Regions from separate parts of the Mus musculus genome. Here regions 1 and 2 are each linked to region 3. A link is a loop called in an ENCODE intact Hi-C map of the cell type or tissue named here. Cell type or tissue: left cerebral cortex. All regions are shown on one strand. Links, peaks and the distances in the headings refer to the core of each region. The heading gives the core; the rest is flanking DNA. Region 1 holds the start of Gm38661 (a long non-coding RNA gene). Region 2 overlaps Gm38661 (a long non-coding RNA gene). Region 3 overlaps Lyzl4os (lysozyme-like 4, opposite strand).

Region 1 (10,166 bases), core at 1,345-9,344, 110 kb before region 3:
TGTGTGTGCTTATGTGTGTGCCTGTGTGTGTATGTGTTACTCCTATCCCTTAGGAAATCTGGATCAGACTCTGGGACAGTTTCCCAGAGTTCCTCTCTGCTCAAGTCCCAATCCAGGTAATCAAGAAGTTCCTGCTGTATAGATGGAACAACAATATGAACTAACCAGTACCCCAGAGCTCTTGTCTCTAGCTGCATATGTATCAAAAGATGGCCTAGTCGGCCATCACTGGAAAGAGAGGCCCATTGGACTTGCAAACTTTATATGCCCCAGTACAGGGGAACGCCAGGGCCAAAAAGGGGTAGGGGAGTTGGGGGGGGGTATGGGGGACTTTTGGGAAATGTGAATGAGGAAAATACCTAATAAAATTTTTTTTTAAAAAGTTCCTGCTGGGTGCTTGTGACAGCCAGCTGTGTCATTTTCCTACTGTCCAGAACACTACCGAACCTACTACAGAAGGAGGATCCCGAGCACTTAAGACTTACCCTGTTCAAGTTTTCTTTCTGTTGGGGTGAAAGACAACGTGACCTAAGCCACTTGGGGAGGAAAGGGTCTGTTTAACGTTACAGTCCACCACTGAGGGATGCCGAGACAGGAGGCTGGAGACAGGACCTGAAGCAGATAGGGGAAACACTGCTTACTGGATCCCTCTATGGCTTGCTTTGTTATATAGACCAGAAGTACCCACTCAGGGCTGGCACCACCCACAGTGGACTGGGCTCTCTTACATCAGTCCTCAGTCAAAAGCCTCCCAGACTGCCCACAGTCCAATCTCATGACTGATGCTCCCTCCTCCATGGCGACTCTAGGTTTGTGTGAGGTTGACACCTAAAGTTGACTATGAAGCACCTTAATTCTGCCGGTTCAGGCTCTGCCCCTGGTGTTACTTCTTCCAAGGAGACTTTGTAGACATCCCGGGCTGTGGTTGTGGTTACAGCTCCCTGTGAGACAGGGCAAAGGTGAAGGTGGGAGCAGCCAGCTTGCCAGCAGCAAATTCTCCAGTTTTTATGCTCTAAACACAACCGTGGATGCGCTGGGCAGAACTTAACATTTTCACTTTTCTGGAATTGTTTTTCCTTCCACTTTTCCTCTACTCAGATCTGGAAGGCAGAGGAAGCTGGCTCGCTAATTAGAAGTAACCATGGTTACCAAGTTGTCTTTAAAATATCTTGAAGAGTTGTTTGGATTTTTGCCCCCCCCCTTTTGGTTTTAATTATACAGAAAGCATTTTATTTGACAGCCATCTTTATTTTCTTTCTGGTGATTGGGTGGTCTTCCGAATTCATTCCTTTTGGTGGTCACTTTAAAAGCTCAGGGACAGAATGAAAAATCACTCATTAAAAATATAATTCCGCAACCTTATAAGATAATTTAATCATCTCAAATTTTCAGTTGGTTGAATAACAAAGGAGGAAAAGTCCTACAGATTTCAACATGGCCTCACAGAGAGACTTCAGCAACCTGAACAGAATGCGTAAGCACCCACTGGGGGCTCATGGGTAAGTTACTGTGCCTGAAGCTTCCCCATCAGGGATATGGTTCACGCAGCAGTTGCTGGATACTGCATTGGTCACTGTCTTAGTCCGCGTTCTACTGCTATGAAGAGACACCGTGACCACAACAACTCTTAGGAAAGAAAGTTTTCATTGTGACTTGCCTACAGTTTCAGAGGTTCAGCTCATTTTCATCATGGTGGGGGAGCGTGACCGCTCACAGGCAGACTCCGTAGCTGGGAGTTCTTCATCTGGGTAAGCAGGCAGCAGGAAAGAGCAAGACACGGGGCCTGGCTTGAGCTTTTGAAACCCCAAAGCCCACTCCAGTGACACATTTTCTCCAATAAGGCCACACCTCCTAATAGTGTCATTCCCCATGATCAAGAATTCATATGTAAGGGCCCATGGGGGCCGTTTCTATTCAAACCACCACAGTCGCTTCTCAGTGCTGAATGCCTGATAAGTTGCTGAGTACAAGAAGAAGACAGGTGATCGTCTGTTGCAGTGAAGAAAGCAAGGTGGTGGAGGGGGTTAGCGGGCTGGTGGCTCTCATCCTGGTGGAGCAAGGAAGGGGTATGTAGTGCCTGACTGGCTTCCTTCTTCCTCTCTTACTCAGCCTGGAATCCCAGTGCATGTGCGAATACCACAACATTCAGGGTAGGTTCTCTTCAACGTTAAGTTAATACTCTTTGGAAAGTCCTTTTATTAATATTGTCATCATTATCATCATTTAAGCTTGTCTATAGATAATTTTGCACATGTGCACAATGTTTGCCAGTCACTCTCACTCCCCCACTGAAGGCTCTGATGGCTGTGGTCTCGGATGAATCAGTTCCCAGGTTGGCCACTGGGCACCTGCCAGAAAGGAGGCCCAGGGGCAGCCTTTACTCTCTTCAAACAGACTGCTGTGGGCATGGCCAAAAGGTGGTGAAACTTGTGCAGACTTAACTGGGCTGATAACCCACTAAAGCAAAAATGCCAACACATTCTAAGATGCCAACAAGGTTCAGGGCCTCAGGGGAATGCTCACGTTGTCCAGGGCACACAGCAAATGCCCCCAGAATACAAAGTACCGTGAAGTGGTCACTTCTCCTAGGAAAAGAAACGCAACAGATTCAGCTGGTCAGATTTCAGAGATGCTGGAACTCTGAAGGCCTTAAAAAAGAACTTTAAAGTGATCTATCTCATGTGCAAATGCACCCCTCAGAGTATGAGTGTGTGTGTGAGCGTGTGAATGTATTGTGTGTCTGTGTGAATGAGTGTGAGTGTTTGCATGAGTGTGAGTATTGTGTATGTGACTGTGTATGTGAGTGTGTGAATGTATTGTGTGTGTATCTGTGTGAATGAGTGTGAGTGTTGTGTATGTGACTCTGTGTGTGTGAGTGTGTGAATGTATTGTGTGTGTATCTGTGTGAATGAGTGTGAGTGTTTGCATGAGTGTGAGTGTTGTGTGTTGTGTATGTGACTGTGTGTGTGTGAATGTGTGAATGCATTGTGTGTGCCTGTGTGAATGAGTGTGAGTGTTTGTGTGAGTGGTGTGTGTGTTTGTATGTTTGTGTGTTAAGTGTGTGAATGTATTGTGTGAGTGGGGTGTGTGTGATTGTGCATATGTCTGTGTGTGAGTGTGCGAGAATGGTGTGTGTGTGTGTGTGTTGGTGGTGTTGAGAATGGATTCCAGGCCTTACCTATGCTAGCTGCTCTATTGCTTAGCTACATCTCTGGCTTTCTCTTTACTTTTTATTTTGAGACACAGTTTTGCTGCTAAGTTGCCTTGAACTCACAGTCCTCCTGCCTCAGCCTCCCAAGTAGCTAGGATTTCAGACCCGTGCCAGCAGCTATCTGGACAGTTTTCACGTCTTTGACACACTTGAGAAAGCCCACTGAAAAATCACCATGTGTCCCCTTTCTCCCTCTAATATTATCAGTATTTTCTAAGCTTTAAAAAGTCAACTGTACAATAGGAATTCCTTAGCTTATTATTTTGGGGGTGCACACCTGGTACAGTGTGTATGTGGAGAACAGCTCATGGGAATCAATTCTCTCTGTCCACCTGTGGGCCCCTAGATATGGAATCCATGCCATCAGGTTTAGTGGCAAGCAACCTTACTTCCTGAGCAATCTCACTGGCTCCCTGTCTGGGTTTTGACTGGAGAAAAAGAACTGAGGCTGAGTGTGTGAGGGGGAGGGGTGGGTGTACTTTAATACTCTGTCACTCTGTGCATGTCCCTCATGCATGACATCTGTGTGACAGCCTGCCTTTCGGCTTCCTGTGCTGGCTTGGAAGGACTCGACCATGCCCTTGTGCATGTTTTACTTTCTTAATGAAATTGCTTCTAGAACCCATCTGCAACCTTGTTGGAAGGGATCCGAGACACTTTCCTTTGCTGACTAATCCATTATACAAATATTTATTGAGTCCAGACACTATGGTAAGTGTGGAAATTAAATGAAACAGACAAAACCCTGCCCTTATGGGACCGATGTCCTAGTAGGCGAGAAAGAACAAGCAAGCATTTAATATACAGTGTAATTCTGAGAGGTAATAAGGAAAGAGGCAAAGCAGAGAAGTTAGAGGATGGGTCAGCGGGTGAGGCAGAGCCCAAGGATCAGGAAGATCCAGCCGTGCTTTTCAGGGAAGATAAGTCAGAACTGAGTTTAGTGTTTTCAGGGAGGCGAGGGGGTGAGGGGTGAGGGGTGAGATCAGACTCAGGAGTGAGTGGAGGTGATACTACTGGGGAGGGGAGCAGAGCTTTGCCCAGTGGGATCCAGGAAGTGATGGGGAATCTGGAGCAGATGCTGTAGCTCAGAGCTGAAGAAAGACACAACAAATGCTTTTCACATTTGATAACAAATATTTGTCGAATCTAGAGCCCAGGGGAAATTAGTGAGGCCGCAGCTCTCTCTTTGCCTGGTTCCTGCTGTATTTACCTCCAGGATGAGCAATGATTCAAAGGTGCCAGGGAAAAATATTGAACGCTCCTAGGAATGAAGTTGAGAGACTAAGAGTCTTTCCTTTGGCACATGAGGCGTCTGCTCTTGTCAGTTTGATGAGAAAAAAGCCGCCTAGAAGAGACAGCTCTGCTATGTCTCTGAGGATGTTTTTAGAAAGACTGAACGGAGGAGAGACAATCCATCCTAACTGTGGGTGGCATCATCCCACAGACCATGGCCCCGAATGAATAAAAAGGAGAAAGCTGAACATGGGCCCTTGTCTCTCTGCTTCCTGACTGTAGATACCACGTGACCAGCCACCTCCTGCTGCCTGCTACCATGGCTACTCCACCCAAGGAGCTAAGTCCTTGAATTGGGAGAAAAGACACCAGTATACGGAGTCCTTCTGTGGAGCTCACCCCTGTTTGGTACCACCAGCACCAGTCCTTGAATCCAGACACTGTCAGCTCTCTGTTAGAGCCTACTGATGTGTCTGGAGAGGCATAAGGGGAAATATTCAAAAAGACAACTAATCTCTGTTCTGGGGATGGATTATTGACTTTGTTGATCTTATTGACACGAGAGCCACCCCTCATCGTCTGTGTGTCTCTTGTCCCTTTAGATGCCTGTGTTTCCTACAGGTTCTTTATTAAAGAATAAGTTGAACAGCATCACCAAGGTGCATGGGTTTTATATTTCTAGGAGTCCTTGAAAAAACTTAGTGCCCACATGCCTGGCGATTCAAAAGCCACTAATTCAGATCTGTTCTTCATTCCTTGGGTACTGTTGGCTTTGTGTTCAATTCTGAGTCCTTCGCCCACCCCATCCCTACCCCCACGCACATTTGCACACAGGGTATACTCTCCCACCCCACCCCACCCACCCCACGCTTGGTGGTATGCTAAAAACACAGACCTACAGATGTTTTCAAATGACTTATGGTACGTTAGTTACTAGTCCCCTCTCTGCGACCAGAACAACTTCAGGGAGGGAGGATTTAGATCGGCTCGAGGTTTAGAGGGATACGGTCTACCGTGTTGGACAGAGAGGATGATGGGAGCATCAGGAAGCAGAGAAGTGGATGCTGGTGTCCAGCTCGCTCTCTCCCTTTATTCAGCTTGGGATCCTAGCCCACGGATGGTGCCACATGTTTAGGTGGTTCTTTCGTCTTCAGTTTCTCTTCTCTGGAAATACACAGCTAGAGATGTGTCTCCTGGCTGACCTATATCCAGTCAAGTTATCAAGTTACCAAGTTACTATCACAAATGGCAATCAGATACCTCATATCCGGGGCAGTCTCAGAGAGCAGATTGTCAGACCAAATGGAGTGAGAACCCAAGGAGGAGACAGTGCATTCTGATATCTACTTGGCATCTTAATTTTACACGGAATTCTAACGTGTGCTCAGGTTAAAGATTTCTCTGACCGTGTTTCCCTGGGGTCACCAGGAAGACTAGGGATCCCTTTTCTACAACTGAAGAAACACTGAAGATCCCAGCAGGTGAAGGTGGGCCAGGGTGGGCTTGCTGAACATGACATAGATTGGAAAATGTTGCTTTCAATATATGTCCCATTTGTGCCACTCTGTCCTGCAGGCCTTGGTCGGGAGGAGCTGCACTGCGGGTGGTGGTTCTTAGATCCCTTTGCTGATGCCCACAGAGAATGAACAGATTCTGCTCTGGATGGCAGGAGTCTTCCCAGCATGCCTGACTGACTGCAGTGTGACAGGGCTGAAGGCAAGCCGTCACAGGCTGTTGTGTAACTGTTTCCTCTAGATTAAACATTTCCTCCTCAAGGGGACAGGGAGACTCACCAGGCTTATGAAACTCACAGGAAACAAGCCCCCAACCCCGATTATAAAACTGGTCAATGGTTTTTATAAATGGAAGAGGAGACTCTTCCGTGGAGTTGCCTGCAAGTTGTGCAGGGAGCTCTGAAGACGCGGCTTTCGTGAGCTGCCGCCCATGTTGGTCTGTGCTGCCTTAGGTAAACCTGATAAAGCCAGCAAGCTAGGCGAGGATGGAATCATTTCTCTAATACATCAGTGTCCTTTTTGATTGTGGCAGAAGAGGTATGGATTTCCCAGGACAGGTGACACAGCCCAGGCTTGGTGCTACATCAGTAGAAGCCTAAGAATAGTCTGTGGCCAGTAGGAGTCTCCTGAGAGTCGGCTTGGAGGTGTGCGGTTCATCACTATCCCCTGGTGATGCCCTCCTCTCTGTAGATTGAGGGTGTTGGGTAATGGAATCCTACTCATCTGGGTGCACCAGCCTTCAAATCTGCGACTCACCAGCTGGGGTATGGGGTCATCCATTTCTACCTTTCAGGGCTCACCCCTGGTCTGTAGAAGACAAACTATGGGGTGACCATTGCCCTGTAACTTATTAAAAGCTGAGAGAACCCTAGAGAGATCTTGGGGTAGGAGGGGTGTAAGAAGAGATCAGCATCAGTATAGCCAAGGGTGGGCCCTGGAGCTGAACCCAAGGGTCCCACAGGCCACCTTGCATTTACTGGAGGCCAGCTCTGTGCCCTGCACTCATGCCCCAAACCATTTCTGAAGCCATCTATTGCAAGGCTTTACCTGTTGATATCATGTACCAGGCTCCCCTCCTTGTCCGGTCTGGGAACTCCCACTGGACACAATGAATGAGGGGCAGAAGGAAATCTCTTTAATAGCATAGCAACATTAGGTCTGGGAGTCACTGAAGGAAACACTGCCTTCCGACCACACAGCTAGGCTGAGATGTGGCTGCATTGCACACTCTGGACAGATTTCACATTGGGGACTTAATAAATAGATACTCAAAACGTCAGACATTAGAGGCGAGGGGTCGTATGTGTGGTTGTTTCCTCATTCCACCTCCTCCAAGCAGGGCCAAGACGCTGGCCCACTACGATGGGTATTCGTAGTCCTCGGCACTGCGCCGGCCAAAATCCATCCAGCCCATGTAGTCCCGGTCACTTATTCTATGGCTGGGGTCCAGGCTCTGCAGGTTCTTAAGAACGGACATGCGGCCAGAAGGAGCTGCAGGGAGAAGAGAAGGAGAGGAGAGCCTTAGATCTGAGAATATGACCAGTGTAAGTCAGGACTAAAGCAGTGGGGGAAAGCTAGGGCTCTCATGTGTGCCTGTGTGCATGCATGTATGCGCATAAAAGCATATACATAGGCATATGAACATTTGTGTGTACCTCAGTCTCTTTCCCATCTTGCCGAGACAGAGCCTCTTAATGTACCTGGAGCTCACTGGCTGGGCTACTCCAGCTGCAAGCCTCTGTGATCCTATCTGCCTCCCCATCCCTGGGTTGTAGGAACAGACCACACCCAGCTTTTTCGTGTGGTTTCTTGGGTATCAAACTCAGGTCTTTGTGCTGAGATGAAAGGTGGAGACAGGAGAATCCCCTAGAAGCTCATGGGTCAAGTAGCCTGGAGTACAAAGTATATCAGCAAGTAACAAAAAGGACCCGGCCTCAAACCAGGGGGAGGTAAGGACCAACCAACACCCAGGGTTGACCTCTGACCTCCACCGTGCACTGTGCCAAGTACACACCTTGTGATACACACACACACACACACACACACACACGAGACACACACACACATACACACACACACACACACACACACAGAGAGAGAGAGAGAGAGAGAGAGAGAGAGAGAGAGAGAGAGAAGAAAAAACTTTTAGAATGAGGACCAGTCAGACAGCTCAGTGGGTAAAGATGCTTAGTGTTTAGCTTGACAGCGAGAGTTTGAGTCCTTGGACCCTCACAGTGGAAGATGAGAGCAGACTCCTGAGTCCGAGTCTTCTGAGCTCCACAGGATTACCCTGGCACAGCTCCTCCTCATGAATAAATATTTAAAATGTAATAGGAGCCAAGAGAGTCAACTAATCTGGATTCTGGGGCTCTCAGAGTCTGAACCACCAACCAAAGAATATGCATGGACTGGACCAAGGCCTCCATGCTCATATGGAGCAGATGTGCAGCTTGACCTTCATGTGGTCTGAACAACTGGAGCAGGGACTATCCCAAAAGCTTTTGTCTGTCTGTGGGATATGTTCTACCAGTGGGACTGCCTTGTCTGGCCTCAGTGGGAGAGTGTTGAAGCGACTTGATGTGCCAGGGTGTGTGTGTGTGTGTGTGTGTGTGTGTGTGTGTGTGTGTAGGGTACTCAGGGGTCTCCACCCATTCAGAGGAGAAGGGGAAGGGGAATGGAGGGAGGATTATGGGAGGAGGTGACTGGGAGGGGGGCAGTGAGCAGGGTGTAAAGTGAATAAGTAAAAAAAAAATTTTTTTAAAGTAATAGAATCAAGGTCTCTCTCTATATATGAATATTGTTTATAAATGATTAGAAAGCTACATTCTTTTAAAAATAATAACCAGAAGAATAAATCCTGTCAGATTAAAATACTGGCATTTTGACAACATTAAAAAAAAAAAACCGGAATGAAAAGTCACAAAAGACGAAACTTAAATCAGCCATTTTGACCAAAGCACAATGCTATAACCAACAATGTGTTCCAGCAACTGTGTGGCAACTGTGTGATCTGGGCAAGGAGGGGTGTGGTGACAAGACTCCTCCCTCTGAAGGCAGATGGCATGGTCCCACCCCACACTGTTTGTCAATGGCCTCCTGGGCTTGTAACCAGTATAGCACCTTCTATGCTGACTAAGGGTAAAGAGTGGTCCCTCGGGACCTCCGTGGAAAAGTGGAAACCTCTCCATGGCTCCCACTGAGCTAGGGCTACAATGTTTCTACCTTTTGGGTGCTTTGCAGGCAGCTTCCCGGCCAGCTCCTGCCCACAGGCGAGCACAGCCAGAAGGATTACTTACTGATACATCTTTGCCCATGCTCCAGTAAGCAGCCCTAATGAGACCTCTTGGGTCATTGAAAAGAATGTAGAGAAGTAGAGGAGAGGTTACTTGGCAAGAGGCTCGGGAGCAGGGGCGGGGGAGAGAATAGATGAAGGTTGTAGGGTATTGATTTGAATGTGATATACGGTGTACTAAACGTCATCATGAAACTCACCGTTATGGCATAATTAATACACATTAATAAAACTTTTTTTTTCAAAAGACACCACAGAGTCAGTTATCCAGACTAACTGTATAATGAATTTAACCAGATAATCTTAAGAAAACCACCACAATGATCAGCAACTGTGTTTCCTCTCTGGCCCCATGCCTTCCCTCCCTGTTTGGGAACTGAGAATCCATTCAGTGAGGTTTTGGGGGTAGATAGCCTGGCCCGTGCAAAGAAGCTTCAGCTATGTAACTGTTCATCACCTTTCGGATTAAAAATAACCAGCATGTATGCAGCCTGGGTCCCTGTACAGTCACATGGAAACACAGCCTATCGTCCTGCCTGCTGAGGGATTAGTATTCACTTTGAGGGCTCTGAGCTACCAGCTTCTGTCAAGCCAGCAGCCTGGCCAGTGCATGGCCATGCAACCAGTCATGGATGCTGTGTTTGGAACATGCCTCGGTTCTCATAAGCTACACAGATCTGTCCTCAGGTGTGGCGCTACCACCTTTCCTGGCATCCTTCCCCAGCACTGCATAGTGAAGGACTTAGAACCAAGTCATAGGGTGAGGTAAGGAATCCAACTCTTTCCTGAGTGGTCAAAGAAGAGAGCTCAGAGGAGCTTTCAGCTAGGACCTCGGCTGGAAAACAAAAACACCCCCTCTCCACTGTCATGTGTGGGTTCTAGGCAATAATTCAGCAACCAGGCTTTCTGTTGCTAG
Region 2 (10,166 bases), core at 1,071-9,070, 95 kb before region 3:
CAGAATCCACATGGTGGCTCACAGCCAACTGTTACCCCAGTTGCAGGGGATCTGACACCCTCTTCTGATTCCTCAGGCACTGCATGCATGTGCCACCCACCCATCCATCCATCCATCCATCCACCCATCCATCCATCCATCCTTCCATCCACCCACCCATCCATCCATCCATCCATGCAGAACACCTGCATACATAAAATAAGACAAATGGATCTTTAAAAAATTATAATGTTAAATGATATCTCATTCAGTGCTGGGAAATTCATGACATTTTCAACAAAGGGCTTTTCCAGTCATGAGAGGCCTCTCAACAACACGAGTCCATTTCACAGTGTAGGAAGCTTAGTGAGGCATCGAGGGACAAGCAGGAACCTGATTTATTATTCATTGGATTTCTGCTTGCCACCGCTCATCCTGTTTAGTGGAGGTCAAGAAGCTGTCTGCTGTATCCACGAAGGCATCGGTTTTAGGAAAGGCGTCTGTTTTAGGTCTTGAGGGCTTCTTTTCTCCTGAACGTATTTTAGAAATGGTAATTTGTTGTGTGGTTTCCTGGGACACAAATCAAGTGTCTGTTTATTACGTGGGTCTTCCAACTCCTATCTTCTAGAGGGAAGGGATCCAGTTGGAAAAAGAGACAGTGTAAGAAGCGTACTTAGTGAAGCTGAGGGAAATGTTTACTGGGCTGGGCTGTGCCACGAGTAGGCAGAGCACAGTGACTTTTCCACCATGGCTTTCAAAGGTGTTTTTTAATGAATATTTATGATGTAAGTGTCATGTGTATGGAGGAAAATGACCCCCTTCCTCTCCCAAATCATGTAAACAAGATCTGTTTTGTAGGATATTTCTTCTCATGATTCTCTAGAAAACCCCACAAGGGATAGAGGTCTAAACTGTGATGTAAAAGATATTATAACAAGGGTGGCGACCTTTGGTCAGCACACACCTGTGCTGACTGAGCAACTGGTCCGTCCTTTCTGATGGAGCTTAGTCACAACCCAACTGCAGCTTCGAGGCACTTAACAGGGGATGTGCTGACCTCTGGGGGAGATTTGGCTGCTGACTACAGGTTCAGGTTTACCTCGGTCATTCACATCCAAACCCCTGTCTGGTGAGTCTCATATTCATCCCAGTAAAGGGGGTGCAGACCGACCAAAGAGAGCCTCTGTCCAGTCCAGCTTGGCGAAATAACTGAAGTTATTGGGTTTATTGAGAGTGTGGGTGACTCGGAGTGGCTGCATGACCCTGCCCAGCAGGCTCTTGTTTTATCCTGCCCTACATCTGCAGCCACATTGACATAAACCTGGGCCCAGAGAGTTGTCCAGTGTCATAGTGGTGGATGTGAGCACAGGCTCACACAACCTAGTAGGACTCAGAGACAGTTACACTTTCGTGTACTCAGTCCTTATCAGGGTTTCTGTTCACCTCAGGAAAAAATGCCTAGTGTGGAAAGGTATGCTCTGCCACCTTTGCTGCAAGGCAGAGTTCCTCTGGCCACGATTCAGAATACTGGCCTGACTATACCCTGACACTTTTATAAGATCCTTGGGCATGGTCATCAGACTTTATCTGAAATAACTTAACAAGAAAGAAGGGAGCAGTCCTGGCTTTGGGGGCAGTGCCCACTTTTCCTGTGAGAGCTCCCTTAGGATACTTTGCCTCCATTTGGGTTCCTACAGAGGCAGAACCCAGGACAGACATCTAGGGGTGGAAGATGACCTTGGATGGATCCCAGAAATCAGGACTGAGGGAAGAGGCAAGGGAGAAAGAACCAGTACACGTGAATAGTGAGTTCTTTGCTTCTGGACTCTGACATTCCCCTTGGAAAGTAGCTCACAGCCACCTCCTTGACAGCCAGGAAGGCAGCCTTGTCTGTTAGTCATCTAAGCTGGTAGGACAAAACACCATAGACCAGTGGCTGAGCAGAAAGTGAGTTCCTGGAAGCCAGAGGCTGGGAATTCCAGGACCAGAAAGGTGTGGGACCTGCTGAGGACTCTGCTTGGCTACAGCTACCTGCTGTACCTCAGGTGACAGATGGAAGTCTGTTTTTTTATTTTTTTATTTTTGTTTTATGATTATGAGTATTTTGCCTGCAGGTATATCTGTGTGCCACGTGAGTGCCTGGTGGTTAAGGAGGTCAGGACAGGATGTCATATGGTCTGGAACCGAAGTTACAGATGGTTGTGAACCGCCATGTAGGAATCAAACACAGGTCCTCTGCAAAAGCAACGAGTGCTCTTGACAGCTGCGCCATCTCTCTGGCCCAAGATAGTCTATTCTTAAAGGGCACATTTCACATTAGCAGAAGCATCCGTGACCTGGTCACTTCCAAAGTGCCCCCCCCCACTCAGTATGTCAGTGGGGAGGGAATTTTAAAACATGGTCAGTGCTTGACATAGAAAACTCCCACAAGTTAGAAAAGCTTTCAGTTGTTCATGCCAGGTGTGCTGATGGACACCCACAGCCCCAGCATTAGAGAGACGAAGCTGGGAAGATCGGGGGTTCAAGGTCTTCCTTGCCTATATAGCATGTGTGTGTGTGTGCGTATGTGTGTGATCATGTACATGTGTGTGGCCAGCCTGGGTTACACAGCCTGGGTTACATGAAACCCGTCTCAAACAAAAACAACCACAGAAGCTTATTTTGTTGTTTCCCTGGGATTTCTATGAAGCTGGTGTGGAAGCGAGGAATCCTCAATCTGGGGAGACTTTGAAGAGAATCCAGTTCATTCAAGCAACAGTGAATGGGGAAAACCCCAGGGAGAGCCTGTGAACAAGTTCCTGGGAGAGCGGTACCTTCCACCAAACCTTCTGCCAAGCTGACACCTGAGCAGGATGACAGTGATGGTGTTGAAGGTCCAGAGCCCTGTTATGTTTCCGCTAGGCCATCATTCAGAGCCCCATTCATCTCACCCACCTCCCTGCATCTGACCTAACGTCCTTGTGACTGACAGGTAAAAATACTTGGGGTATATTAACCTGACCGACTTCTAGCTTCCACCAACCAAAGGCTAAGGATGCCATCAGGTAGCAGCCGAGGTCTATGCAGAAACTTTCCTGCTTGGCTCTGAACTGCCTACCCAGTGTTCCCCAGCAATGCGTCTGCAGTGTTTGTTCTGACACTGTGATCTGAATCTGCATTCCCTAGACAGAGCCCAGAGCCCGTGGTCATTCATCTTTGCTCCAGAATAAACCCTCTCTCACGTCCTTGAGGACAGAACAGTGTTTTTACACCCACAGGTGTAACGGACAGTGAGAAGGGGACACATATGTGAGGCTTGTTGTGCTGGGGTACAGGGAGGGCAATATGTAAATGTTTTTTATGTCCTTGAGGGAAAGAGAGAGCCGGGGTGCTCACCGTCTCCAGCCTGCCCCCTCTGAGAGCAGTCTCTAGGGTGTCCATGATCCAGCTCTTCTGAGAGACCCATGGCTGCAAACAACTGGGAGGAGGCACAGACATTGCCATTCTAAGGCCTGAGGGGCATCCGAGGGACCCGGGGCAGAACAGCCTCACCTGTCTGACACTGTAAATGCAGTGTTTATCAGATTTTACCTTAATTTCCCATAGAGCTTAATGTATAGAATGTCCTCAGTACCTATTTCTTTTATAGAAGTGTTTCACCAATGTGTCCCAATACAGGAACAGTGACTTAACCATTCTGTGGGTTAATTTTTAGCCATCAGCTTGGTACAACCTCAAGTCACTTGGGAAGGGAACCTCAACTGAAGAATTATCTAGAGCAGGTTGATCTGTTGCTATGTCTGTGGGGATTGTATTGGTTATTAACGGATATGGGAAGACCAAGTCCACCATGGGTGGCACCATTCCCTAGGCAGGGATCCTGAACAGCGTAAGCATGAAGAAATTGAGCCGAGCACAAGCAAGCAATGGTGTGTGCATTGATCTCTGCTCTTGACTGTGGATGAGCTGTGACCTGCTTCAGGCTCCTGTCTTAACTTCCCCTCCACACCCCTCCACAATGGACCATAACCTGAAATTGCATGCCAAATGAACCCCTTTCTCCCTAAGCTGCTTATCATTAGGGTGTATATATATATATATATATATATATATATATATATATATATATATATTCACAGCATCAGAATGAAACTGGAACAGTTATCCATTGTAAGGCTTGTGTCCTTCTGAATAAGACATTTAGTAGAAGAGTTATTAAAGCCAAAGGCAGACAGCAGGAGGGTAGGGGCTCTGAGGAGTGGTCAGGCCCCAGTGCAGAGTAGGGCTCCCTGATTACAGGTCTCAGAGGAAGGGAGAGGTTCCAGCCTAGCTCTGCTTCAGCCTGGCTATCTCTGATTCATAGGTGGCATCTCCATTCTGGGAACAAATACTTGGCTGACACGTAGGGAAGTAAGGAAGAGATGGACCCATGTGTGGTGGTTTGAATAAGAATGGTCCCCACAGGCTGATACATTTGAAATCTTCGTCAGTATAGGAAGTGGGACCATTTGAAAGGATCACAAGGATTAGAAAGTGTGATCTTGTTGGAGAAAGTGTGTCACTGTGAGTGGCCATTGAAGTTTCAGAAGCCCATGGTAGGCTCAGTGTCTTCCTTCACCAATGGATTGGATTATAACTCAGTTACTGCTCCACAGCACCCACCTGTGTACTGCTAAGCTCCTTACCACGATGACAATGGACTAAACCTCTGAAACTGTGAGCAATACACAGTAAAGTGCTCTTGTTTATAAGAGCTGCCTTGGTTGTGGTGTCTCTTCACCGCTGTAGGACAGGGACTAAGACACCCTCTGTCGGCAGCACTCAGGTGTCCAGACAGGCAGCCCCAGCCTGGAAACTTCCTTAGGGAAGTGAAAATTAAATAAGGGCCTATTATTCTCCTGGAACTGGGGGGACATGTTAGGGTGTTTGAGGCTCACAGGTGAGGGATTTGCAATTATTTTACAGTGCCCGAAAGAAAGGTTAGGACGGGTAGGCATGGCCTGATTAGTCCTAAACTTAACAACCTAGGCTGCTCTTTAGGGCAGGCCTGAAACTGCACAGAGCCACACACTGTTACAAACCAGCAGCTGGAGAAGAATGTGCACATGAGTGTGCATACCTGTACATGTGTGTGCTCGAGTGGGTGTGCATGTATGTGTATGTGTGTGTGTACATGCGTGCGCGCGTGTGCATGTGTGTGTGTGTATGCACATGTGCATCTAGGCAATACTTTCACCTGGGACATGGGTGAAGGAAGGAGTTTATTAGCTTCTGTGGGGATGGCTGGCAGCATCCTGCCTCCAGATGGGTGAGGAACTTCCGGCTGCCGTACCCAGGGCTGCCAAGGACTTGCAGAGGAGTGAGAGAATGATTTTTGTCTGCCAGATTGTGTTGCTTATGTAAGAGTTTGGAGCTTGGAGTCAAGAGGAAAAGGAGAAGCTCAGCCTTTGATTAAGAATCTTGGTTTTATAGTCTTGCTCCCTGCCTCAGTTTGTCAAGCAGACCTGCGGCTGGGGAGGAGGTCAGAATCCTGGAGAGCTTCGCTGCCTGCTGGCAGGAATGACAGTGCTCTAAGGGAGACCTGGGTTGGCAGGAATGACAGTGCTCTAAGGGAGACCTGGGCTGGCATGAATGAGAGTGCTCTAAGGGAGACCTGGGCTGGCAGGAATGAGAGTGCTCTAAAGGGGGACCTGGGCTGGCAGGAATGACAGTGCTCTAAGGGAGACCTGGGCTGGCAGGAATGACAGTGCTCTAAAGGGGGACCTGGGCTGGCAAGAATGACAGTGCTCTAAGGGAGACCTGGGCTGGCAGGAATGACAGTGCTCTAAGGGAGACCTGGGCTGGCAGGAATGACAGTGCTCTAAAGGGGGACCTGGGCTGGCAGGAATGACAATGCTCTAAAGGGGGACCTGGGCTGGCAGGAATAACAGTGCTCTAAGGGAGACCTGGGCTGGCAGGAATGACAGTGCTCTAAAGGGAGACCTGGGCTGGCAGGAACGACAGTTCTCTAAAGGGGGACCTGGGCTGGCAGGAATGACAGTGCTCTAATGGGGGACCTGGGCTGGCAGGAATGACAGTGCTCTAAGGGAGACCTGGGCTGGCAGGAATGACAGTGCTCTAAAGGGGGACCTGGGCTGGCAGGAATGACAGTGCTCTAAAGGGAGACCTGGCCCTCTCCCTTTAGCTCTTAAGTTTTGAAATAATGGACCCCAAGAAATCTGAATGTTCCCAGAGTCTCATGTTGAGAGAGTTAGGGAAACCTGAGTCCCTGTTCCCAAGCCATGGCCACTCACGAGGTGAGAGCTGTGTCTTTCATTGACAGGATAAATCTTTAGTGGATCAGAAGCCCTGAGGATGGGAGAATTTGCATTTTCTGCCATTTCCCCAAGTACTGCCGTTCTCTGAACAAAGTCTGATGTCAAAACAATGCTCAGGGGAGGGAGAAGAGCACAGAGGCTCTCTGGAAGCTCTCAGTTTAGAAAGGCATCCCAAGGCTCCCAGCCACTCATCCTCCATTCTGACTCAGTTGAGGTAAAGGAAGAGAGGGATACTACACAAACCCCTCAAGTCCACCAGAGCTCTAAACTCTCTGGCTATTTCAGGCTCCTGGTGGACGACCCTTTGTATAATAAGATGCTATTTTAAAAGCGAAATTATGGATGTAAAGAGCAGGAAAGGGAGTGTAGCTACTTCTTGGCAAGTCTTGTTACTGCAAGAGGTGCCAGGCTGCAAAAGGAGACGCATGTGCTGTGCTACAGCCGAGAAGATCCAGAGCCAGGAGTGGGTGAGTTTGCAGCCGGAGCCCTGGGATTTACAGGCAGTCTGCCTGCCTGGAGAGGACACAGATGGGCCTAAAGAACCCGAGAGAAGGTGCTGCTGTCTTCAGAGATGTGGTTATATTTCTTTTTCCTGGATATTTGCTTCCAGGCTTTAGAAAGAACCTCACCACACTGTGAGTGGGAGAAAATGGTGGTCACATGCAGGCCTGCATTCACGACCCTAGAGGCTTCGGAGCCCATGAGTGCCCTACCACAGCTCTCCCCTATAGGTTGGCCTGACTTCTATGGCCCCGTGACTCCCAGTGTGCTCTTTGTTGGGAGGAGCCCAACATACTATACATAGAGGTAAATTTCAGCTTTGGGGAATTGATACCCTTCCACCTTCCCCATGGTGGAAACCTCCCTTTCTTCTTGGGCACTACCTGAGACCGTGTTGTAGGCTAGACTTGAACTTTGAGTGTGAAGTGTCCTTTGTAGGCTAATGTGCTTGAACACTCGATCCCAGCTGGTGGCACTTTAGAAAAATTAAATTAAAAAAAAAAAGGGTTGGTTTGTTCATAAACAGGATCTTATGAAGCCCAGGCTAGCCTCAAACTCTACGTGTAAGACAAGTTAAAAAAAAAAAAAAGAGTCAAATAGAAAGTGTGTATTGCTGGCCAGCAACTGCTTGGAGAACTTGCCCAAATCATGCAGTTCCAAGCCTCATGGTCTTTGTCTTTTATGAACAAAACCACATTCTGTTTGGCGTACTTCTGTTAGCAAGAAGCAAAGCTACAGAAACCAATAGGCAAGGTTAACACATTCAGATGTTTTCCTGGAACTTGTAGCTATCCACCAGGTCTTTGATGGATTAGGTCTTGGTTTCCATTTTGGCAGGTGCTGGGTTCTAAGGTCAGAATGGTATCTCCAATGGCAACAGATATGCTAAGGTCTGGGAGTCTATTTCAGGATGGCCTTGAACGTTTGTCCTCTGGCCTCTACCTCCAGAGGGCTGGGATTGTAGATGTGCAACACCATCACTGGTTTCTATAAAGTTGAACCTGGGCTTTCTGCACGTTAGGCAAGCACTCTGCAGACGAGCCTGCATCCTCAGCTTTGACTAGAGTTAAGAAGCCTGGATCATTGGTGCGTGTTTCCAGTGCTCAGAGTCAGGAGATATTATGCTGACCTGAAGTGTGGATCCCACAGGACCCACCTAGAGTCCAATGATTGCCCTGTTCTTGTTTCTAAGAGAGTTCAGGTATTGGCTTCACCCTGGCAGTGCAGACACTTCCAGCAGTCAGTCTGAGACAATGAGCCTGCGCTACCTCACCCGGATGGAAAGGACATAGGTCCAGGATGCTCTCAACTCCCCAGCAGGGTGTGTGCTGAGTGGAAGGGGAGTCCTTCAGAGTGCCCACACTTTAATTATTTCCATTTATGAGAAGTGTGCTTTGGGGACAGCACAGTTTGTAAAACTAGGTCAAGTAGCCGACTGATGGTGATCCCACTGTGGAGTGTGCTCGAGGTTGTCAGGATGGGAACAGCAATCACAAGACCTTTTGTGAGAATTGATTTCCTCTGGATACAGTTTTATGGCATGGGAGTACGTGTGTGTGTGTGTGTGTGTGTGTACCAGATTTTTGTCATTTAAAAAATGTCACATTTAGCATTTTTGAAGCAAGGACATGTTCTACAATATGACACTTCACAGTTGCTGGAAACTAGCTGGCCTGTGATTGTCTTTGTCTTGATCTTGCCTATTCAGACTGGTGTCCCTTCAGCTGGGGGCTTGTATTAGTCTGGGTCCTTTAAAAATGCTAAATGTGACATTTTTTAAATGACAAAAATCTGGTACACTCTCTCTCTCTCTTTCACTCACACACACACACACACACACACACACACACACACACACACTCCTATGCCATAAAACTGTATCCAGAGGAAATCAATTGATTGGAAACTGATCCAACCATATATATATGTTTGTGTATATGTGAATATATCCATATTTATTTGTCTTAGTTAGAGTTTTACTGCTGTGAACAGACACCATGATCAAGGCAAGTATTATAAGTATTTAATAGGGGCTGGCTTATAGGTTCAGGGGTTCAGTCCATTATCATCAAGGCAGGAGCATGGCAGCATCCAGGTAGACATGGTGCAGGAGGAGCTGAGAGTTCTACATCTTCATCTGAAGATTGCTAGTGGGAGACTGACTTCCAGGCAGCTAAGGTGAGGGTCTTAAGCCCACACCCACAGTGACACACCTACTTCAACAAGGCCACACCTCTAAATAGTGCCACTCCTGGGCCAAGCATGTACAAACCATCATATTCCACTCCCTGGCCCCCATACGCCTGTTCAAACATATGAGTCTATGGGGGCCATATATAACCATAGCACAATTTAAAAAAGTACATTTAGTTCAACTTCCAAAGTCCACATAGTCTTTAGTAGTCTCAACAATGTTAAAAGTCCAAAGTTCAAAGTCTCTTCTAAGATCCATCCAGTCACTTAACTGTAATCCCCAAAGCAAGACAAGAAATCAGCTGGGCAAACTCCAAACTCTGCATCTCCATGTCTGATGTCAAAGTGGTTTTCAGGTCTCCAACTCCTTTTTCATCTTTGTTGACTGCAACAAACTTCTTTCTCCTGGGCTGGTTCCACTCTTGTTTGCAGCATTCCTTACCAGATATCCCACAGCTCTGGCATCTTGAACATCTTGGGGTCTCCACAGCAATTTCAATGTTACAGCTTGTTTCAATGTCTGGGATCTACACAAGATCTTCCGGGGGACCTCCAAAGGGCTGGTGTCACTTCTCTAGCTCTGCCCTCTGTAGCACTCTAAGCTCAGGTTGATCCACGCCACTGCTGCTGCTGTTCTTAGTGATCATCCTGTGGTACTGGTGTCTCCAAAATTCTGGGGTGTTCCACTCCAAATAGGCTTCACCAATAGTCTTTCATAGGTTCGCTTCATGGTGCCAAGCCTCAACTCCTTTGCATGATCCCTTCAGTCCTGGGCCATCAGCTGCAACTGAGGCTGCACCTTCACCATTGACCTTCTATGGCCTCTCACAGTGCCGAGCCTCAGCTGCTCTTCATGACCCCTTCATGCCTTCAAAACCAGTACCACCTGGGTGACTCTTATACATTACTAAGTAGAGTCCAGCACAAGGTAAAACCTCGCTATCTCTGGAACACAACCTCTGTGCTCTTAGAAAACACCTCCCAGATTTCACCTCAGTGATGCTGGTCTGTTCTTAATCACTACTAATTTCTTAGCTCCAGCTAACCAGCATCAATATCCCAGTAGTCCCTTTTATTTTTGACTCTAAAGCCAGAGCCACATGGCCAAAGTGGCTGAGTTCTGCTGCTTGCTGGGGCTGGAACATGGCCCCCTCGTTCTATTACATTATCACCAGCTTCCTCTTTTCCAGCTCCTTC
Region 3 (10,166 bases), core at 1,117-9,116:
TGCTTACACAGTAAGTTCGAGACCAGCCTAGGCTAGAGACCCATACCCTGACCCCCCTCCAAGAGGTGGGGATTGTTAAACAGCAAATTCTACTTCTTATATGAAAAATACTAAAAATGACAGTATATATCAGTTTGAGAAAAACAATTCTGTCTAGCCTACCCCCTGCCATTATCTTAGAATGACCATTTCCTCAGGTCAGGATCTGGTGACAAACCAAAGCCATGAATCTTCTCCCTGGAGAGGACATAAACATGAGGACTTATGTCTACAGTTTCAGCTCTAATCCTTTCCTTGACAAGCCTAAGGTGGAATTCTGTTGGCCTGGCTTCCCACACCCCTCGCTCTTCTCTAGATGACACGCTTTCCACTTCAGCCTCTCACTCAAGGTTGGAGTGCACATGACCTCAAGATGAGCCAATCAGTGCCTTGCATTCCCCTAGCTAAAGGATCAGTTCTGGGACAGACACGTGATCTCCCTGGGACCAATACGACTCAAGGAAAATCCTGTGAACGCTGTATAATCTTTTGCTCCAGTCTGGAATGCCACAGCTAAGGAATTAGAAAGTGAGGATTGCCATCTTGGGATGAGTCTGTATTTAACACAAAATAAGCAGAGCCCGGCAATGAGAGGCACCAGGTCTTCTGAGGGCTCAGGTCCTTCATTAGCACATGGGTGGGAAGATACCCATGTGCTGATGCACTGGGAACAGCCTACCTGTAACTTTAATTTTTCAATCCCCATTTTTAATGATGGTTCTTAAACGCAATGACCTCCCTTAGAAGGTATCTTCCCACCCATGTGCTAATGAAGGACCTAGAACCCGTTACCCACTGGAGCCACCCACAGCTACACGAACTGGGTTCCTGAAGGGGAAGCTGAATGAAAGATGGCGAGAGAAATATGAGACCAAGACAAAGAAACTGATCAAGGCCCAAAGTTTACTTAAGAGTCTGAGCTTATAAAGGGGGAAGGCCCATCCGCCACCATGCCAAGTTCTTGATGCTTTGTCGCCAGGCTGTCAGCACTTGGTCACCAGGCTGTTGCTTATTCATGAAGGTCTCAGGAAGACAGGTTCAGCCTCTCGGCTGGTAGGCAGCATCTTGGAGAAAAGTGCTGAGGCGGCAGAGCAATAGACCTATCTAGGTCGGAAGACTCTACCCTAGGTGGTCTCATTCACAGAGGTGGAACAGGTCTGAGCCAGCCTGCTCAAGGCTGGGGGAGGCTACAACCCACCAGAGGTAGTGGAAAAGAAAGGAGTATATGGGGGAAGTGGACCTGTTTAGAAATGGTACTTTGGAGCAAATCCCATCTGTGCAGTCAGGAAGCCAGCAGTTCAGCTTACAGATCAGCAGCGGCAGCTTCATCCACTTGCAAACACTTCATGACTATACCAGCAGTCCATCGGTGGCACAGCCTAGCAGGAACATCCAACCCTCAGTCGAATCTGCAGGAGTCAACAGGAGGAGCCAGGACCATCGGGGATGACAGGAGAAGTTCTCGGCTGTGCCTCTCTCAACAAAGTGAAGATCAGCAAAGACTGGAGATCAAGAAGCATTGCAAAGGCTAGCACTATAAGCAAGCTCCTCTCACAGTCCGTTGAGTCCTGTTTATACTCCCTCCAAACATCACGTGACCTCCAAGTGTCTCACCCTGTGTCAGCTGACATCACTCTGCCAATCAGTCGGAGTCCAAGAAAGCGGCAAGAAGCTGCCACCAGAAGTTTATGGTGTGTTTCTTTCTATGGAGTTCTGACAAATGGAGCTCAATGGCACAATGAAAGGCGGACCAATACATGCGTGTTGTTAGCAAAGAATTCTTCACCATGTGTCCTTTCACATGCTTGCTTTAGAAATATCCTTTCACCTGTGTCTGCTTCAGGAAAACACTCCTTCATGTGTTTGCCCAGCAAAACACCATCCATCACAACTGACTTTCCAAAGGATGCTGCTTCAAGGATGTTTGAGCACAGCTCTTCAAGCGTGTCTTCCATGTGTCCTTGATACATGGCATTAATTCTCTGGGTCCCACCATGCTGGGCTTAGAGGACTGTGCTCAGTGCTTTTTCTACTGGTGTGATAAAAATACCCAATGTAAGGGAGAAAGGATTGTCTGGCTCACAGTTGGGAGCAGAGACCCAAGGCTGCTGACACTCAGCTTCACTTCCTCATCTTGCAATTCAGGAACCAGACCAGAGAATAGCACTGTTGACTTTTATGGTCGTTCTTCCCACCTCATTTGACCAAATCAAGACCACCCCTCACAGGCAAGCCCAGAAGCTGGTCTCCTAGGTGATCTAGAGCCTGTCAGGTTGGCACTAGCCATTATGAAAACACTGTATTACATGTGAGGTCAGTCTTCACTGTCATGTAATCAGATTTAAAAGCACCCATAGTATTAGTGATGAACACCTTTAGGTGTCCAGAGAGAATTAACTGAGGTGGGGTGGGAGCACCCCAGGCCATGGGACAAGGCCCTGTCAAAGAAAGAGGGAGAAAGGAAGAAATTGAATTATTGAGTCCTGGCTCTCTGTCTCTCTGTCTCTCTGTCTCTCTTTCTCTCTCTGTCTCTCTCTCTGTGTCTGTCTGTCTCTCTCTCTCTGCTACTTTGTGTGAGGGTTTCACAATGGGAAAAGCCTCCTACACTTCAAGATGAATCAGGACTCAGAGGAAATGAGTAAGAACTCATGACCAGGGCCTGGGCTCAGTGATGTGGACGGAGTCCTCCACTTATTGCAGACACTAACTGCAGCCAACAGATTATTAGCAAAAAATGAAGGATCTCAAGTGCCAGGGTTATTTATAAAGAAACAGCTTCTGTGGCTTTGATAAATTTATCATGAAATGTCGTGCTGAAACCCAGTCCAGCCAGAGCTCAGTACAGCTGTGATCACAACTGGAGACATGCTGAAGGTTCTGGATGTAGGAACATCAAACACCTGAGTATGTGCATGTATGTATGAGTGCACATGTGAATGCATGCATGTTCTTACATGTGTTTGTATGTCTGTGTGTTCCAGCATATGTTTGTGTGCACATGTATGTGCATGTGTGTGCAAGCACATGTATTTATGTGTTTTGCAGGTGTGTTTGGGCACATGTGTGTGCAAGCACACATGTTTACATTTTGTGCAGGTGTATATGTGTGTGCATGCATGTATGTGTATGTGTGCATGGGCACATGCAGGGATAAAAGAATCATAAACTCTGCAGAGCAGAGGACGCTTTGGAAATAGCCCTTCCTAGGGACTGTGAGTTAATTAAACCTCCCCTTTAAAGCCTACTTACTTACTTTTCCTCCCTACAGGCCCTGAGCATATTAGACAAGCCCACAAGACCCATCTTTGTGGGTTTATGGGATACTAGCCAGGCTGCTGGACAGACCTGCCATCCCACACACCTGGCACAAGAGGACAGAGAGTCCAAGGTCAGTTTGGTCAATGTAGTGTGACTCTGTCTCAAAAATAAAGTAAAATAAAATAAAATAAAATAAAATAAAATATGACTGGGGCTATATACAGCTCAGTGATAGATCAGTAGCCCAGCATTTGCAAAGTCCTGGGTTCAATCCCCAGCACTGCTAAATACACACACATGTATACATAAATGGTATGGGAGTAAAGGGAGGGTGGGAGAGATAGGGAGGGAGTGGGGTAGGGCTTCTAGGCACCAGGTGTGGGTAACAGGAAAAACAGGGAAGAACTCTCAGTTCCAGCCAGAAACCTTGATCCCAAAGACAGCTCGACCCCATCTGCCAGCCTAGGGACTCTCCTTAAACACAGAAACTGTCGTTGATACTAAGTTAAAGGACTAGAAAGCCAGAAGTCAGTGAGGGAGGTCAAGATCTGAACAGCCTGTACCCCACTGTGCAGGGTTGTGGTGAAGTTACATGTCTGAGCCCATGTCAGGGACACGGGAAACCATCTCTTATAACAGTGTCAGACGCTGCTGTGGAGAGCTGACGATCACCCAGCTCCTGAAACTCTTCCGGCTCATAGTTTTAATGAACTGCCAAGTCCTCACCACCACCACCCACCCCTACCTCCTGGGGACTGCAGGCAGCCTGACTGCAGTCATGCAGCACAGGGTCAGGTGGTCAGTCACGTGGCATGGGTCAGGTGATCACTAAGCCTGCTTCTCTCCCTTATAGGACACCCACCTCCCTTGGCGATCTGTAAGAGTAGATTCCTAGAGGGTTAAGGAGGTGGATCAGTGAAAAATGGGGTTGTTCTGAAAGCATGAAGACCTGAATTCGGATTCCTAGAACCCACTAAAAGCCATACATGGTAACACACCCCTATAATCCCAGCATTTTTACAGCAAGACTGGAGGCAGAGACAGAAGAGCGCCCTGATAAACAGGTCCACGCCCTGAGGTGTGGGGTGTTCATAAAGCTCTTAGCTGAACAGTGAACCGGGACCTCCTCTCTCTGCTAGCTACTCCTCTCTCTCCCCAAACCTAAGAACAGTGAATGTCCGGTAATGAAGGTATGTCTTCCACAGCCTCAACCAGTACACAGCAGAGACCAGGTACCAGTCTGAGCATACTCAGCTTGGGGGAGAATAGTGAACACCAGCCAAGTCAGAGGAGAACTGCAGCCAAAGCAGACAAACATGGCAGGGCTCAGGCAGCCACTGGTTTCTGAGAAACAAGCAGCCGGCTTTCCTACGCTGCTCACTTGGCTTTTAAATAAGGTTTGCTTTGTGCTCACAGTCCTCAAGGCTCTCATACCATGTGTTAAAATCCACTCCAGACTGTGAGCTCCACGTCGAGATGGCTATGGCACCCAGAGTGTCACCTTCCTTCCCTGTCTGAATCATGTGACTTTAAACTTGTCCCCTTCCCCAGCTCTGTGAAAATGAGTCTTCCTTTGCCTCTGGTGAAAGCCGATCCTCCCAGGAAAATGTATGCGATCTAGTTGAGATTTATGCTAATGGCCCTCAAGTCTCTCTGATTCAGTTTAGATCTTTTAAAACGCCTTGATTAAATTTGGATTTTCCAAAAATGTCAGAGACTTTGAATCAGGAAGTGCAAATTCGTTGCAAGTTTGCCAAGTGTGGGACGCTTCTCTTCTTTCAGTCCTTCACATCCTTTCGTGACTGAGACCCGTGGTTTGCACAAACGGGTACATATTTAGCCTGATGGCTGAGGAGAAACACTTGCCAGAATTACACGCTATCTCCCTTGCTTCACAGGCTCCAGGCAGGATACCTCAGAGGTTAAGGCATACTTGGGTCTCTTCAGCCCCCTGACCTCATCTGCACATGTCAGGCTGTGACTTCCAAGTCAGTAGCTCCTCCCTTAGGAAGACAAGGGCACATTGCAGCGAAATCTCTCAGAAGTGAGATGGCTGAAGCAGGCAAGCGTCAGAGCCTTCCCCACATCTCAGGGCTGATCCACCAGCATTGGAAGACAGACTGGGATTCTCCAACACCCACACTTGGCATCAACAGGTGGAGCTGACACAATGACAGCCCCCCTCCGGGAAGCCAATTTTCTGGCAGAGGATGGGGGAGGAAGCTGTAAATGGCCCAGGTTCCCCTGTCCTTTGCAATCTGACAGCAGCGACAAGCAATGCCCAGTGGCCATGGAAACAAGCTGGAGCAGGAAGGACAAGTGTTGGAGATGTAACAGAACACCCCCACCCTCCCCCACCCCCCTTGGCAGCTGAGGAACATGCTGAGACCTGATGGGACGTTTCCTTCTGTGTCTGAGGACACAGCTCAGCTCCAACAGCTGAGAAACCCTGCAGGGAATCTGAACAGGACCAGGAGCCAAAGCTTGACCCGGCTTTTGAATTAACTTATTTTATGTTGCCAGTGTCTCAAGCCTAGGCTGGCCTCTAACTTGCCATGTAGCCAAGGATGGTTTTAATAGTTGATCCTCCTGAGTCTACCAACTGAGCACTGTTACAGGTCTGTGCCCTGACTAGTCTTATCCAATGCAGGGAATCAAACCCAGGTGTTCCATGCGTGCTAAGCAAGCACTGAGTTAGTACGAGGAATCCCTGGGCTGTACTTGCCAAGTATCTGTAGGTAATAGAAAATCCCAATTGGTGGCTGAGACACATAGATTTTGAATTTGTTGGCGAGCCGGCACAGCTGATGTGGCAGCTCGAGAGTCCATTGCAGAGTGCCTCAGCATTGCAGGAAGCTTCTCGTAGATTCCCTGCACCCCAGATCCTTTCACTGGGCTTGTCATGGGTAGAATCAGCAAAGAATCAGAATGGCTTCCCAAGGATTCCTCACAAAGCTGACATGAGGGACTGGGATGTGGCTACGTTGGTAGACTGCTTGCCTAGCATACACAGAACACCTGGGTTTGATCCCTTGCGTGGAGTAAAATCAGGTGTGATGACTCAAGTCTGTCAACCAGCATCTGAGCGAGGAGGTTGAGGGTTGGGGGAGGGGAGGCTCAAAGTCATCCTTAGCTAGGTAGAAAGTTTGGAGTCATGCTGGGCTACATGAGACCCTGTCTTTAAAAAGGAGGGAGGGAGGATCTTAAGTCTGAGGCCAGTCTGATTTACACAGTAAAATCCTCTCTCTCTCTCTCTCTCTCTCTCTCTCTCTCTCTCTCTCTCTCTCACACACACACACACACACACACACACACACATATACACACACACACAAAGTTGCAAGGTCTCTTCCCACCCCTCCCCCAACTCTGAAGCAACCTCCACATGACTTCTTTTTTTATCCTTAATGTTTTATTACATTTACTTACTGTGAGTAGGACCACGGGTAAACCAAGGCCCACACCTGGAGATCAGGGACAGCTTAAAAGAGCTGGTTCTCCCCCTCCACCATGTGTGTCTGGGGATTGAACCAGTGCTGTCAGGCCTGGTGGCCAGGCCTTTACCCAGTGGCCCCACTGTGTGGATTCTATCACAGAGGTTGGGCTTTCATGTTTTAGGACTTCAAAGAATTAGAAACAAAATGTCATCTCCCTTGGCATTCTGCCCCAGCACCCGCAGCCTGTTGCCTGTTGCTGCTAAACCACAGTTTGCAGATCCGTTCATATACTGAGAGGCATCTGCACCATCTCCAGGTTCAGGCTGCTCTTGTGTTCTGCTCATTGCTTTCCAACACTCTTGGTTGAACCCCAATTAGAACCTCAGGGCAGATAGACCTGAGTAGTGGGGCACAGAGACATTCAACTTCCTATGTAATTGCAGGATCATTTTGTAAAGTGTGGCTTTGCATTTCTCACTCCCAGAGGCAGTATGCAGATGTCCAGCTGCTTACATGAGGAGCTCTGGGAAGAGCTGAGAGTAGCCCAGGTCCACCTCTGGACCTGGAGGGCCCAGGCCTGGCCAGGTGAGTAAATGGAACTCCAGCCTGGATGTGAACCACACTGGGGGTTGGGGGAGTCTATGGGGTACCACCCAAGTTCTGGGTAGGAGTATAAGGGTGCCACAATTGCCTTTAGACACAACTTGACTTTTACAGTCAACTTGACACAAACGAGAGTCATCTGGGGAGAGGGAGCCTCAGTTAAAGAAACTGTTTCCACTAGATTGTCTGTGGGGCATCTTCTTGATTAATGACTGGTGTGGGAGGGTCCTGACCTTTGTGGGCAGTGCCATCCCTAGGCTATATAAGAAAGCTATCTGAGCAGGAGCCCAGGGGTAGGGGAATCCAGTAAGCATTCCTCTGTGGTTCCTGCTTCAAGCTCCTGCCTTGAGTGTCTACCTTGTTTTCACTCAGTGATGGACTGTAAACCTGTCCATCTTAGCTTAGTTATCCTACAAAAATAAACCCTCTCCTCCCCAAGTTGCTTTGGGTCATGGAGTTTATCACGGAAACAAAAAGCAAACTAGGATGCCCTCCCTGGACCTTGAATGCCAAGCCTTGGCAAGATCAGCAGGTAGAGCCTCAGAGCCCACAGAGCAGCAGAGCAGTGCAGAGCATGCTGGGAACATTCATCTCTGGAGAGGGCAGGCTCAGCGCTGGACTCTCTTGCAGCGCTGGACTCTCTTGCAGGCCTCCAGGCTCACTGAGTACCTGTGGCTCCTCAGCTCTTCTCACCATGTCCCAAACCTCTTTTCCTGCCCATGGGCTTTGCTTTCTCCAGCTTCTCATTTCTATATAACCCTACCACCTCAGACATACTTTCTCTTTTAGTTCTCTTGGCTTTGCTCTCATGGTCCTCTGTTCTTGGGCCCCTCTCTCTTCATCCACTTGCACCCCCTTGGTCCTCCACATTTACTCTCTGCCACCACCACCCCCATGGCCCAGTTCAGTCTACTGGTCATGCTAATCCACTACTCTCTCTCTCCCTGTTCTAGACTCTTCCCAGTGCCTCTGGCTGTGCTTTCCCTGACATCTACAATAAAACCTCCCCCTTAACCATACCTTGGAGAGTTATGTCCTCATTTCAGGCAACTATGCCCTTGTATCAAGTACTTTACCTACTAGGATGCCTTCCAAGTCCTTAGGATAAATCTAGACAGACTGGAGAGGTGCCTCAATTGGTTAACAATGTACACTGCCCTTGTGGAGGACCCAAGTTCAGTTCCCAGTATTCACATTGGGTGTCTTACAACCACCTGTAACCCCAGTTTTTTTTAAATTCAGGTACTGTATCCATATGCACAAACCCACACACATATATGCACTATTTTAGAAGCCTTTAGAATGTATCTAAACCATAACAAGCCCTCAATAAAGTATGAGCCTGAATATGTAATTTATACATGTATGTACATAAATAATATATACATATATCTGTGAATACAATAATATACGCATGTAAGTATAATATGATGTGAAATTGATACATGTACATACATAAACATAATATACACATATATCTATGAATAAAATATATGCATGTAAGTATATGGGCAATACTATGTGTACATTATCCCGTCCCGCGGGATTCAGTTATTCGTGGGTGCGAGGGGGACCGAGAACCTGGAAGGAAATGGGAATAAAAGAAAGAAAGTCGGAGGACCAAGTAGATATGTCAACCTATCAAGGTCTCGTTTATTAGGCTGAGGTGCCTTCTTTTTAAAGCATACATCGCGGGGAATATGGGAGGGGTCGAGGGAGAATTATACAAAGAACAAAGAAGTGGGCATCTGCTGACATGGGGGCCGAAATCAGGCGCCAGGCAGCGGGCACTCTGGATCTTATCTCTGGAACATAGATCCTCCTTGACAGCCTTGGGGGTCAGGCTGGGCTCAGGCGTAACTCGTGTCCTTGGATGGCATGGGAACTCAGGAAGAGATAGGGAAGAGGGGACTATAATTCAGCTTTACAGCCTCAGGTGCCAAGAAAGGAATAGGGAGGAAGGGGGGTGATAACCAGCTCTTAGTACAATGCCATTTGGCCTGTTAGGGAGATTGTGAAGGGCTCACTTTCTCACGGGATGGTCTCTGACAGTACATATATAAACAAATGTACATGTACAGCATAGCATGTAGAAAGGAGAAACAGGATGAACACTAGGAGATGAAGGGCTGACTGCAGCTAATGGATAATTGGGTCATGAAAGACAATAGTGAGCTAATGCTTTTCTAGTTTTAGCTCTGTAATGGAGTCTTTGTTTTCTGGTGGTGGATAAGTACATAAAAGTAGAATGGATACTAGACATATGGAATGTGGCATTCTATACCTCTAGCATGGCCACTCTAGTTTTAGAGAACGTCACTGAGATGTGGACCTGGCTAACCTTGCTGTGTGACGTCTTCTATTTATCATTTCTTAACAAATCTTAGCTTTAAAGAAATGCAAAGAAAAATACAATATGACCCCAAGAGTGCCAGACAGCTTGCCTGCTGTAGTGGTAACTCAACTGGTTTTGCATCTGGAGACCCACAGAGACACCACTACATTACACAAGAGGAAATCCACAATCCCAATGTCTTGCCCCAGGCCCAGAGCCACTAAGGGACAAAGCAGTGATTGACACTTCCTGGTGGTGGCTGCAGAGCCTGGCTTTTCTGTGTTCAGGCGAACTTGATGAGGGAATTATGAGCAAGATGACACTGCCATCTAGTGGGGACTCTGCCACACAGCCCAGGGCTTCCTCTGGGGTCAACCACACAATGATGTCCAGAGAACCCAGGACCACCATAGGACAGACACACTCATAGAATATTCCCTGGAAACCTGGTCCCAGAGAGCTCATGATTCTAAAGTGAGGGCGTCCTCTTCAAA

Evidence for each region. Hi-C counts contacts between places; a loop is a spot of excess contacts. Peaks named below come from ENCODE experiments on the same cell type or tissue, not always from the same donor. Only the 100,000 strongest peaks of a DNase experiment are listed, where the experiment ranks them.
Region 1: it touches region 3 in a loop (4-fold over the local background); 39 of 42 quality-filtered maps call a loop at or near these places.
Region 2: a loop joins it to region 3, with 9 times the contacts of the local background. A loop is called at or near these places in 5 of 42 quality-filtered maps.

What each region holds. Positions count from the first base shown.
Region 1 is chr9:121,482,753-121,492,918 of GRCm38, forward strand. It overlaps Cck (cholecystokinin), which reads right to left. Exons shown (of 3, transcript NM_031161.4): 3 at 7,072-7,449. The coding sequence ends at 7,316. It overlaps Gm38661 (a long non-coding RNA gene), which reads left to right and starts at 8,906. Exons shown (of 5, transcript XR_001779325.2): 1 at 8,906-10,166. In left cerebral cortex, for the core only: no CTCF peak of the experiment used is centred there; DNase peaks (open chromatin) are centred at 4,670, 5,434, 6,154 and 9,098; H3K4me3 peaks cover 430 bases; H3K27ac peaks cover 337 bases.
Region 2 is chr9:121,500,245-121,510,410 of GRCm38, forward strand. All of the region lies in intron 1 of Gm38661 (a long non-coding RNA gene), which reads left to right. Among named protein-coding and RNA genes, the nearest start is that of Cck, 9.6 kb to the left of the region's middle. In left cerebral cortex, for the core only: no CTCF peak of the experiment used is centred there; DNase peaks (open chromatin) are centred at 5,305 and 6,727; H3K27ac peaks cover 2,982 bases.
Region 3 is chr9:121,595,627-121,605,792 of GRCm38, forward strand. Lyzl4os (lysozyme-like 4, opposite strand) reads left to right here. Exons shown (of 4, transcript NR_040740.1): 2 at 3,308-3,427; 3 at 7,219-7,319. It also overlaps a transcript of Lyzl4 not described here. Among named protein-coding and RNA genes, the nearest start is that of Lyzl4os, 14 kb to the left of the region's middle. In left cerebral cortex, for the core only: no CTCF peak of the experiment used is centred there; DNase peaks (open chromatin) are centred at 4,149, 4,985, 5,436, 6,020 and 1 more place; H3K27ac peaks cover 3,052 bases.